Regions from separate parts of the Homo sapiens genome. Here region 1 is linked to region 2. A link is a loop called in an ENCODE intact Hi-C map of the cell type or tissue named here. Cell type or tissue: PC-9. All regions are shown on one strand. Each heading gives the region's core, and the rest is flanking DNA. Links, peaks and the distances in the headings are about the cores only. Region 1 has its middle 100 kb from the start of PRSS58. Region 2 has its middle 61 kb from the start of MIR11400.

Region 1 (5,383 bases), core at 252-5,251, 180 kb before region 2:
TTCAAATCAAAGTCTAGAAGTTTCCAAACCAGCCAGCACAACCCTGAGAGCTCTGTGCTCTCAGCAACTTCAGAGAACTCATCAATCCTTTCTGGGCTCAAACTTCCCTTTGTCCACTCGAAGACCCAGGGTCACACTCTCATCCTATTACAAAAACAATGGGCTTTGCTATCGTTGCTGATGCCTCATTTCTAGGAGTTGAGTATTAAGCACTGAAGAGCTTTGAAAGTTGGGCTTCTGAGTCAATTGATGTGCTGGAGCCAACTTTTCTGACTCACGAGAGACAAATAGGCACACTCTTCCCAGCTCCCCATTCAGTGAAGCCATGTTGACAGCTTGAAATCCACCATAGTGCCTGTGTTGATACAACAGAAATTGGTAAGTACTACTAGGCATGTGCCCACCTCCACAGACACTCAGTGTACCAGCACATCACTGGAATGTTTTCTGAGACAGTGATGTCCCTGTTATGTCGTCATGTCTTGTGGGGCCAAAAGGACTCCGAATTCACCTCCTCTCTGTTCTTGCTTTTAGAAACCATAATCTAAAATAACCTCACCTGACACTATTTCTATTCAATCTCCAAATTCCCTCACTTTGTGGGTCTGTGTCTCCTGTAAGCATGTCAGTCCACAACTTGACAACTATTTTGAATGTAGCTAAAGGATACAGTGAACCAGTTTATTATTTTCAAATTATCCTTCCTTGCATGGAATATGTAGATGCTGCAGTCATTGGGAACAGAGATGGGGCAAGCAGCAGCTCTGGGCCGTGAACCACTTTAGAGTCAGACAATTCTTCAGTGGCACAGACACACCCTTGGGCATGGACTAATTTGCTTTGGAAACTAAGCAGTTCCACACCAGTCACCAATGACCTTGGATCTATTTCCAGCTGAGAGGTCAAAAAGATCACACTACCTAAATGTCCTCCTCTCCAATATATAGTACAGCCCCCGTCCATCTCAGTCCCTGGAGGTCATCCAGAGCTCCCAGAGAATCTCTGCTCTGGGGCAGAATCACCACGTCTCCTCCTCGCCAGCTCCCCACAGGCTCCAGCAAGGCTTTCCTGCCAGGTGCAGGGCATGGGTGTGGCTCTGCTGTCTCTCAGGTAGAGGGAGGCCATACGATGATGTTTGTATAAGAAGGATTGGGTTTCAGAGGTTCCTCTCAAATACTTGACATAATTTTATTTGCTTTTTGTTTCACTCTACAATGTCACCATTTAGGAGAGCAATTATTTTGGTTGCATTATTTATGGAACTTTGAAAGATTTTTGTGGTTAAATTAATTTAAGAAATCATTCCCATTGTGCATCTTTTCTGTTCAGATATAATCTGAGGCAGTGAAAGAAACAGCAATGATTCTGAAAGCAGTCACTTACATGCCCTCTGATAAAGGCATTGTTCAAGGTTCATTACTCACACCTAACTTTCAGTCTACTGGAAATGAAAGGCACAGAGTTGGGGGCCTGTGATCAAGCCACAAGAGAGGACTATACCAGCTACTCTGGGACTTCAGGGCACGAAGAGATGACCTCCCCTTTAGACTCTGCTCAACGACGAAGGAATGAGTTGGTCCATGGGAACCTGAGGAGCAGAAATTCCGGGAGCCTTTAACTGGGACGGAGCAAGGACTGTAGAGCAAGTCATTGGAAAGGGAAATGGTTCATCTGGTCTGTCACAGAAGATAGTGGATAGAAAGGTCATATAATCCCCAGTTCCCTGGCTGATTTGCTTCCTTATGATACTATTTTGCAGCAGCGTACCGTCATCTCACACCACTCCTCTACCTCTTCCAGAATCATCTCCTCCCTCTCTGCTGCTCAGATCAGCACATGTGCATTGCACAAGCTATTCTTTTACTGTAGCAGACCTTTTGCTGGTCTTAATTATATCCATCCTTATTTTCCCATTAGATACTGCTCCCTCCATGATTGCTTATTGCCTTGCAAGGGATCCTTTACCCCCCGCCCCCAGACAGAGTCTCACTCTGTCGCCCAGGCTGGAGTGCAGTGGCGCAATCTCGGCTCACTACAAGCTCTGCCTTCCGGGTTCACGCCATTCTCCTGCCTCAGCCTCCCGAGTAGCGAGTAGCTGGGACTACAGGCGCCCGCCACCACGCCCGGATGATTTTCTGTATTTTTTAGTATAGAGACGGGGTTTCACCGTGTTAGCCAGGATGGTCTCTATCTCCTGACCTCGTGATCCGCCCGCCTTGGCCTCCCAAAGTGCTGGGATTGCAGGCAGAAGCCACTACGCCTGACCAAGGGATCCTATTTTTTATATCCCAGTTTTACTTTTTATTAACACATATCTGACCCCATCTTGAAGGTAATCACATTATCTGCCTAGACTTTTGCTAATCTTTATTTTTATGGTACCATTGTCATTTGGGGGGACATATTTGTTTATCTTTGGTAATGGAAATGAAATTACGTTACACTTCACTTTCTGTGTTTTCTTCCTACTTTAGGGTAAATATTATTTCCTTCTATTCTTCCTATTCTATTCCTCTCTCTTTAGATAGTTTTAAGGGAGAAAATGTCAGTGAGACTGTAACTGCAGCTATGGGGTAAGAATTATTTAGAATGAGGGTGGGATATTAAGCTTGATAACTCAAAGGAACAGTCAGGGTTAAAACTAATGTTGGGATCGGGGTTCAGAGAAGTTGCTTGTAAAACCTGCAGGATGGCACTTCTGGAATAGTCTCCCGGCTCCCTCTGCAGACACTTCCCAGCATCCCTTGGGCCATTTCCCTTGCAAAAGCAATGATGAAATTTCACTTATTGGCCACAAGATGGCACTGTGGTCCACTGGGCTCTAAGAGACTCTGGGGAGAGCCTGGGAGAGCAGCCTAGGAAGGAAAGGGTTAAGAAAAATCAGGGCTGGCATCCAATATCATGCAGATGTTGCAGCAGTTTTCAGTTATTGCTAGACTACCTACAGTTATACAACATACAGGAAATACCTCTAATCTTTAATGAGATCCACAGTTGAAGAAGTTTGGCCTGGCAGCCTTGGTGTCAAGGGCAGGTGCAGACAGAGGAGCAACTATCTCAGAGGAAAATGGGAAAGTGAGGGGTGGGCTGTGGCTTAAGCCCAGTGCGTCTCTGCTGCACCCCATCTTCCCTGCAGCTCTCACCAGGCAACAGCCTCCATGAGAGTAGGTGGATCCTGCCTGAGCCCAGTCAGAATGCCCCAGACTAGGTGAACTCTGTAGGCATGGGGAGTAACACAACAGGCCCACCTTTCACACGTTTCCAAAGTCTAGGCTCCAAGCCTTTTTTTCCCCTTTCCTCTGCAGAGTCCTGCCACTTCTGAAGCCTTGTCCTCACTTTCTGCCTGCCTCTCCCACAGCCCCCATGGAGGCAGGGATCAGCCAGATACCAAGATATCACAGACACACAGGGAAAAAGATCATCCTGAAATTTGCTCAGATTAGGAACCATTATTCAGTGTTCTGTTATCAATAAGACCAAGAATAGGGGCTGAGGCTGATCCATTATTCAGGTAGTATTGGCAGCATGACCAAAGGCGGTGCCAAGGAAGGGTACAATGTCTCTGGAAACAAGCTCAAGCATTTTCCCTCAACCCTGGAGTCTACTAGCACCAGCCAGACCTCTGTACCTCTGTGGCAGTGCATCCGCAGCCCTGCACAGCCAGCTGCTCTCTGCACAAAAAAGGGCAGCCACAGGCTGGAGGTGGGCACTCCTTCCCAAGGCCTCTATCTCAACCAGGAGATAAAGATGCCTTTTTTGAAGCTCTTCTCAGATGTCCCAGCAATGGGCTCCCAGTCTGTGCATCCTCCTGCAGCAGGAACTTCAGTGTGAGCTGAGGTCCATCACTGTGATGTGGATGCACGAATGCAAACAACACTTAATGTTATTTTACTCAATTCAGAATATTCTGGCAGTTGCGTAAAATAGGAATAGTAGCTCCCAAAATGAAATTTGTGTCTCATTTTCTTTATGAGAGAAAAGAAAAAAAAACAGAAAGCAGCTGGGCAGCTTTAACCTGCTTGAGTGATCTGGGATTCTACAAGTCTACAAGTGGTACAAAGAACATCACCTTGGCCTGGATGCCAATGGATACCAAACACTACAAAAAGTATTGAAAACAATTTATAAAAGACCTAAATAAACAATCTACTTATAGGAAATGTTAGTAGATCCATCGCATAGTGCCATTATACCTGACGATGATCAACTAGTGAAATTATTATGTAGAGATTATCAGCTAAGCCTCTACTTATTACCTCTGAGCATAGAGCAGTGTTTGAGCCTTCTGAGGGTATCTTAAGGAAGGAACTTAATTCTTACCATTACTTTGGCTTGGATTAAAATCCATGAGCTTGTCGTTTTTATTGTAAAATATTACAGAATAATAATGATCAAACGTTTTATTTTCCTCTAGCGTTTATTCCTCTTTAGAACGTGCAGGTTGAAGCTCACACACATGAGCAGGGTTCCTTAAGATGAGATCCATTAACTCCAGGACTGGGAGGTACACAGCTGGCCTTCACAGGAAGTGCAAACCCCAAATGCAGTGACCCCTCCTGTGTCTACGCTGTGCCCAATACCCCTCTGTGAGGCTGCCATAAAGGCGGGCAGGCTCCTTGCTTGGCAAAAAAATCAGTTCACCAATTGGCCACTTTGCTGAAGACCAGAATAAAAGGCTAAATTGTGAGAATGATGAATGCCCAATTCCCAAATTGTGAAATGTGTAACAGTTCACGATTCTTGGAATAATTTCAACCATGTGTGGTTTGTTTTTTTTTTTAAGTTTTTCTTTGTCGACAGCTTTCTTTCGGCCACTGATCCTCAGTTGTTTCCCAGCCGCCTTGTCAGCTGATCTCATTTTGATGCTAATTTTTTTTTTTTTTTTGCTAGCTTTGGGATTATTTGTTCTTGTTTTACTATGTCCTCTAAGTGTGGTGGTAGGTTGCTAATGTGAGATCTCTCTAACTTGTTTATGTGGGTGTTTCGTTCTGTAAACAATACTCCTAACACTGCTATAGCTGTGTCCCAGAGATTCTAGTATATTTAATCTTGGTTTTCATTAGTGCCAAAGAATGTCTTGTTTTCTACCTTCATTTTATGGCTTACCCAAGTCATTCACTAGCAGATTGTTTAATTTCCATGTAATTGTATGATTTTGAGAGATCTTATAACTCTTGATTTCTATTTTTTTTGTGCTGTGGTCCAAGAGTATGGTTGACATGATTTCAGTTTTTTTTATAATTTGTTTACAATTAGTCTGTGTCCAATCATGTGGTTGATTTCAGAGTATGTGCCATGTGTAGATGAGAAGAATGTGTATTATGCTGTTATTGGGTGGAGTGTTCTGTAGATGTCTGTTAGGACCACTTAGTCAAATGTTGAG
Region 2 (5,383 bases), core at 233-5,232:
AGAGATTTCAATAGCCCTCTTTTAGTAACTGGTTTAACAAGTTGACAAAAACAAAAGACAACTAAGGATACAGAAGATATGAACTACACCAACAACCAACTTGACTTAATTGACGTTTACAGAACACTTCATCCAACAGCAGCAGAATACATGTTCTCTTGGAGTGCGCACTGATTGTGTGCCAGCATGGACTACGTACACTGGGCCATAAAACAAGCATCCATGCATTAAAAGTATTCAAGTCAAACCAAGTGCACTCGCTGGTCACAGTGAAACTTCATTAAAAATCAGTAAGAGAAAGATTTCTGGAAAAGTCCCGAATATTTCAAAATTAGATAATAGTTGTCTAAATAACTCATAAAGCAAAAAATAAATCAAAAGATAAAAGATAATTTACAATTATTTTAATAGTATATTTTGGTCATTTTTTTTTTCTTTTTGACCAAATACTGGTGAGAATGAAGATAAGTAAGACCTTTCTTTTTTATTTTTTTTTTAAGACGGAGTCTCAATCTGTCACTGAGGCTGGGGTGCAGTGGCATGGTGTTGGCTCACTGCAACCTCCGTCTCCTGGGTTCAAGCAATTCTCCTGCCTCAGCCTCCCAAATAGCTAGGATTACAGGTGCCCACCACCATGCTCAGCTAGTTTTTATATTTTTAGCAGTGACGGGGTTTCATCATGTTGGGCAGCCTGGTCTCGAACTCCTGACCTCAGGTGATCCACCTGCCTCGGCCTCCCAAAGTGCTGGGGTTACAGGCATAAGCCACCACGCCTGGCCCAAATCTTTCTTTTTTGGGGGGAGAGTAAATTGTAAAACCGTTTTTGATGAGTAATTTAGCAGCATACATCAAAAGAGTTAATACTGCTAACACTCCTTGACCCAGAGTGTTTTTTATTTAATGAATTTATTTCAAGGAAATTGCTATATATGCATAAAATGTTTGAGAATGTTCAACAGAAAAGAAATTATTTTAAACTGAACAAATATAAAAATATATCAAAGTTGGTATGATGCTGCCAAAGCAGGACTGAGGGGAAACTGAAGAACAGGGGATAATTTTCTATTCATTCTGAGGCCAGAACTACTCTGATACCAAAACGAGACTAAGAGATTCCAAGAAAGCTGCTGACTAATATCTCTCAGGAACACAGATTCAATGATCCTTTTACCATTACAGCCTAGAGAATCTGACAATATGTAAGAGGGATAGTACAACATGGTCAAGTAGGGTTTATCTCAGTAATGCATTGTTGGTCTGACATTCAAAAAACAGACTATGTCATTTACCTTATCTGTATGAAAAATATGAAAAGTATATGATCATATCTATAGATAACTTAAGCATTTGATAAAATTCCATATCCTTTCTTGAAGAAAACTGTTATCAAACTCAAGAGTAACAAGAAATTTTCTTCACCTAAAAAAGGACATTTATGACATCCTATGGTTAAATAGAATATTTTTGCAAGCAAACTGATAAGTCAAAGATGCATATGTAATTCCCAGATCAAATACTAAAAACAGCAAAAAGAGGATAAAATAGCCTTTTCAGCAAATGGTTCTAGAAAAATGGGATAATATGGAAAAATAATGAATCTCTAGCCTTATCTCACTCCATAACCAGATGTGGGCAAACTATGGCCTCCGGGCCAAATTTGGCCTTTGTCTGTTTTCATACAGCCCAGAAACTAACAAAAATTTTACACTTTTAAATGATTGAAAAAAAGTAAAAAGTATTTTGTTACATATAAAAATCTAAGATATTCAAATTTCAGTAAACATAAATGAAGTTCTATTGGATCATGGCCACAGTCATTCGTGTATATATTGTCAATGGTTGCTTTTGCACTACAATGACAGAATTGAGTAGTCGAGACAAATACTGCATGATGCACAAAACTAAAAAATTTATTATTTCACCCTTTACAGGAAAACTGCTGACCCTTCCCATAAACAAAATTTAGTAAGAGACACAAAAAAATCCCAGATAATCGAAAAACTAGAAACTGAAAGCTTCTGGAAGAAAACATAGCAAGCTCTCTTCATGATCATGGGGTAGGCAAAGATTTCTTAAGGACAAAAGAATGTTCTAACCATAAAAAAAGCAAATTGTTCTTTATGCAAATCCCAAAAAGTTCTTCAAAATACATTACGAAAAAATAAATGTATATCTGAGAAAGGGCTGGATTCATATTATAAAGAATTCCTACACATCAATCATAAAGAAGGCAATTCACTAAAAACAAAAAGTTGACTAGAGAATTAAAAAAAAAAGATATATAAGTAGGCAGTTTCTTTTCATGAGACTAATGTGTTTATTTCTCCAGCTTAGATGATTGTTTCACTGATAGCATGTCACTGTCAGCTGCCTCCAGGAATTATCTTTGGTTAAAGGGAATGCTTTGCCCAGGTCTCACCCCATTCCTATGGCAGCTGGCATTTAATGACTGGCTGATATCTCCCTTCCTACACCATTATTTGATGAAATTTAAAATTTAAATTAAAATGAAAAATTTTTCTTTCTTGTTTAAAAAGACATTTGCTTTATGTCTCCCTCACCAACCTGTGCAAAATTTGAGTTTGAGGCAGGTAAACCTGAAATCAGCAAGAGCTGTGCTGTGTCCTGAGAGATCCTGAGGGTCTAATTTAGGAAGCACCCAGTCTCCCTAGTCAGGGTCCTTAGAGCTTCCTCATAGTGACTACACACTGGCCACTTGGGGGCACTGTGGATCCACTGAGTGGGTCACTGATAGCGCTGTCTGAGAGAGAGAGGGTTAAGGGAGACAGTCTTGATTTCGTCTCTGTATCAGGGATATTACCAGATGAACCAGAGGTACTGCTGGCACAGGAAGAGTTAATCATAGTCTTATCAGATCAACTGATATGCAACATGTATTTGTCATGACAGGAAGCCATGAACTGAAGCCTTGTGTGGCCTCTCTAGCAACCTAGGTTTGATGGGGAGTGTGATGAGGGTTTCAGCAGGGCAGCCTGGATAACCCAAGCCAGGTGGAGATAAAGGAGCATCTGCCTCAGATGAAAATCTCAGAAGCTGTGCGGATGGCTGTCTGCCCGGAAGCCTGCCCCCTCTCGCTCAGCACAGCTAGCTTCCCCTGCTCTGCAGGAAGCTGGACAGGATGGGGGAAAGCCTGAGTTAGCTGAGCTAGTCCTGGAGTACAGGGTGCCTATGGGAGCCTACAGGACGATGACATCAGAACAGTGACATCACAGTAAAAACCTCCAAAAACGGTGAGGAGGAGCAAAAGCCCTGCTTTCTCACCCCAGGAGACCAGCAACCTGAGCAGGGAGATGCTTAGTCCTGACCTGCCTGACTCTGCCTGGAACACCAGGCTCCTCTGCCGTGTCATGCTTTGTCTCCTGGGAGCAGGTGAGTCCTGAGTACAGGTGGGACATCCCTGTATCCACAGTGTTCAATTGTTGCTGAAGTGTCAAACTCTCCCGAGCTGAGTCTTCAGCTTCTGTCTCCTTCCTCCACAGGTTCAGTGGCTGCTGGAGTCATCCAGTCCCCAAGACATCTGATCAAAGAAAAGAGGGAAACAGCCACTCTGAAATGCTATCCTATCCCTAGACACGACACTGTCTACTGGTACCAGCAGGGTCCAGGTCAGGACCCCCAGTTCCTCATTTCGTTTTATGAAAAGATGCAGAGCGATAAAGGAAGCATCCCTGATCGATTCTCAGCTCAACAGTTCAGTGACTATCATTCTGAACTGAACATGAGCTCCTTGGAGCTGGGGGACTCAGCCCTGTACTTCTGTGCCAGCAGCTTAGGCACAGCCCTGGAGAATTACTGGCTTTCTGTACCCAAACCCTCCTATCTCACTTGAGGATGTAATAGGGAGAAGGAGGTGGGGGCTGCCACACAACTTTAGCCAAGCCCCAGAGATGCTTCTATTCTTTTCTAACATTTTCCCCTGCCCTGCTGAGCTCAGTGAGAGCTCCTGCACTTGTGGGCTCCAGACCCACTGGAAGTTCTCACATCTTAGCCAGTACTTTTTAATTCCTAGCAAGTGGCGGGAGCTTCTACTCTGTGCCAACATAGGGGTATATGTTTTAGTGTGTTTCCTGTTGCCATACAGAATACCTGAGACTGGGTATTTTATAAAGAAATGAAATTTGTTTCTTACAGCTCTGGAGGCTGGGAAGTCCAAGGTCAAGGACCCACATCTAGTGAGGACCTTCTTGCTGGTGAGGACTCTGCAGAGTCCCCAGGTGGCATAGGGCATTACATATGAGGGGGCTCATGAAAGATGGTCAAACTGGCTTTTATAACAGACCCAACCTCATAACTAACTAATTCCTTCTATAACCCATTAATCCATGAATGGATTAACCTTTATGAGGGCAGAGTCCTTAAGATCCAGTCACCTTCCAAAGGTCCTACCTCTCAACGCTGCTGCATTGGGAACCAAGTTTTCAATATATAAATTATTTAGGAACACAGTCAAATCATAGCAGTACACATTGCGGGTTTTTTTTTTTTTTCTTTTTTGAGACAGGGTCTCACTCTGTCACCCAGGCTGAAGTGCAGTGGTGCTGTGATCATGGCTCATTGCAACCTTGAGCGCGTGGGTTCAAGCAATCCTCCTGCCTCAGCGGCCTGAGTAGCTATGACTACAGGGACACATCACTACAAGGTGTGTCCCCAGTTCCTCAGTTCCTACAAGGTGATGTGTCCCCTTGCCTGGCTAATTTTTTTTAATTTTTATTTTTGTAGAGATGAGGCCTTGTCATGTTGTCCAGATTAGTCTCAAACTCCTCAAATGATCCTCCTGAGTTTATGTGTTTTAATGCAAAGATAGACATTAGCATATCCACTTTATACATGTAGAAGATTTCAGTGTACCATTTTATAGATAGGAAGCTGTGGCTCATGAACTTCTCCAGTATTTCATATTTCCAAGGATCAAAGGCAGGATCCAAACCTACGACTCCATGCCTCCAAAATAAAATTTCTAAAATTCTATAGTGTTTCCTGGGCCTTGGTCAATGAGCTACAGCAGAGCACTATTCTTCCATCTCAAGACTAGCCAAGCAGTAGAAGAAGGTCACATATTATGGAATGTGGTTACTATGGCTTATGGCCTGCCAACCTCCAGGACATATAACTTCCAGCCAGAGAATATTTGTCCTGTTTTAGTTCCATATAGAATGGGGCCACAATATGTCCTAATATAGACATATAGTGACAAGGGGCATTTCTAATACATCACAGGGTTCAGTCAAGGAAACAGAATCCTCTAGGAATTCCAAGGAGAATAGGAGTTAATACAGGGAATTGGTGGTTATAAACCACTGGAAGGCTGAAAAGTGGGAGGGTCTCAGAAGGTTGAAACTTGCGCTCAGGTCCACCACTAGTG

Evidence for each region. Hi-C counts contacts between places; a loop is a spot of excess contacts. Peaks named below come from ENCODE experiments on the same cell type or tissue, not always from the same donor. Only the 100,000 strongest peaks of a DNase experiment are listed, where the experiment ranks them.
Region 1: a loop joins it to region 2, with 12 times the contacts of the local background. A loop is called at or near these places in 2 of 110 quality-filtered maps.

What each region holds. Positions count from the first base shown.
Region 1 is chr7:142,355,273-142,360,655 of GRCh38, forward strand. It overlaps TRB and the pseudogene TRBV8-1. Among named protein-coding and RNA genes, the nearest start is that of PRSS58, 100 kb to the left of the region's middle. In PC-9, for the core only: CTCF peaks have their summits at 2,797 (motif pointing right) and 3,013; a DNase peak (open chromatin) is centred at 2,889; H3K4me3 peaks cover 342 bases; H3K27ac peaks cover 647 bases.
Region 2 is chr7:142,532,498-142,537,880 of GRCh38, forward strand. It overlaps TRB and TRBV13. Among named protein-coding and RNA genes, the nearest start is that of MIR11400, 61 kb to the left of the region's middle. In PC-9, for the core only: CTCF peaks have their summits at 2,718 (motif pointing right) and 2,923; a DNase peak (open chromatin) is centred at 2,764.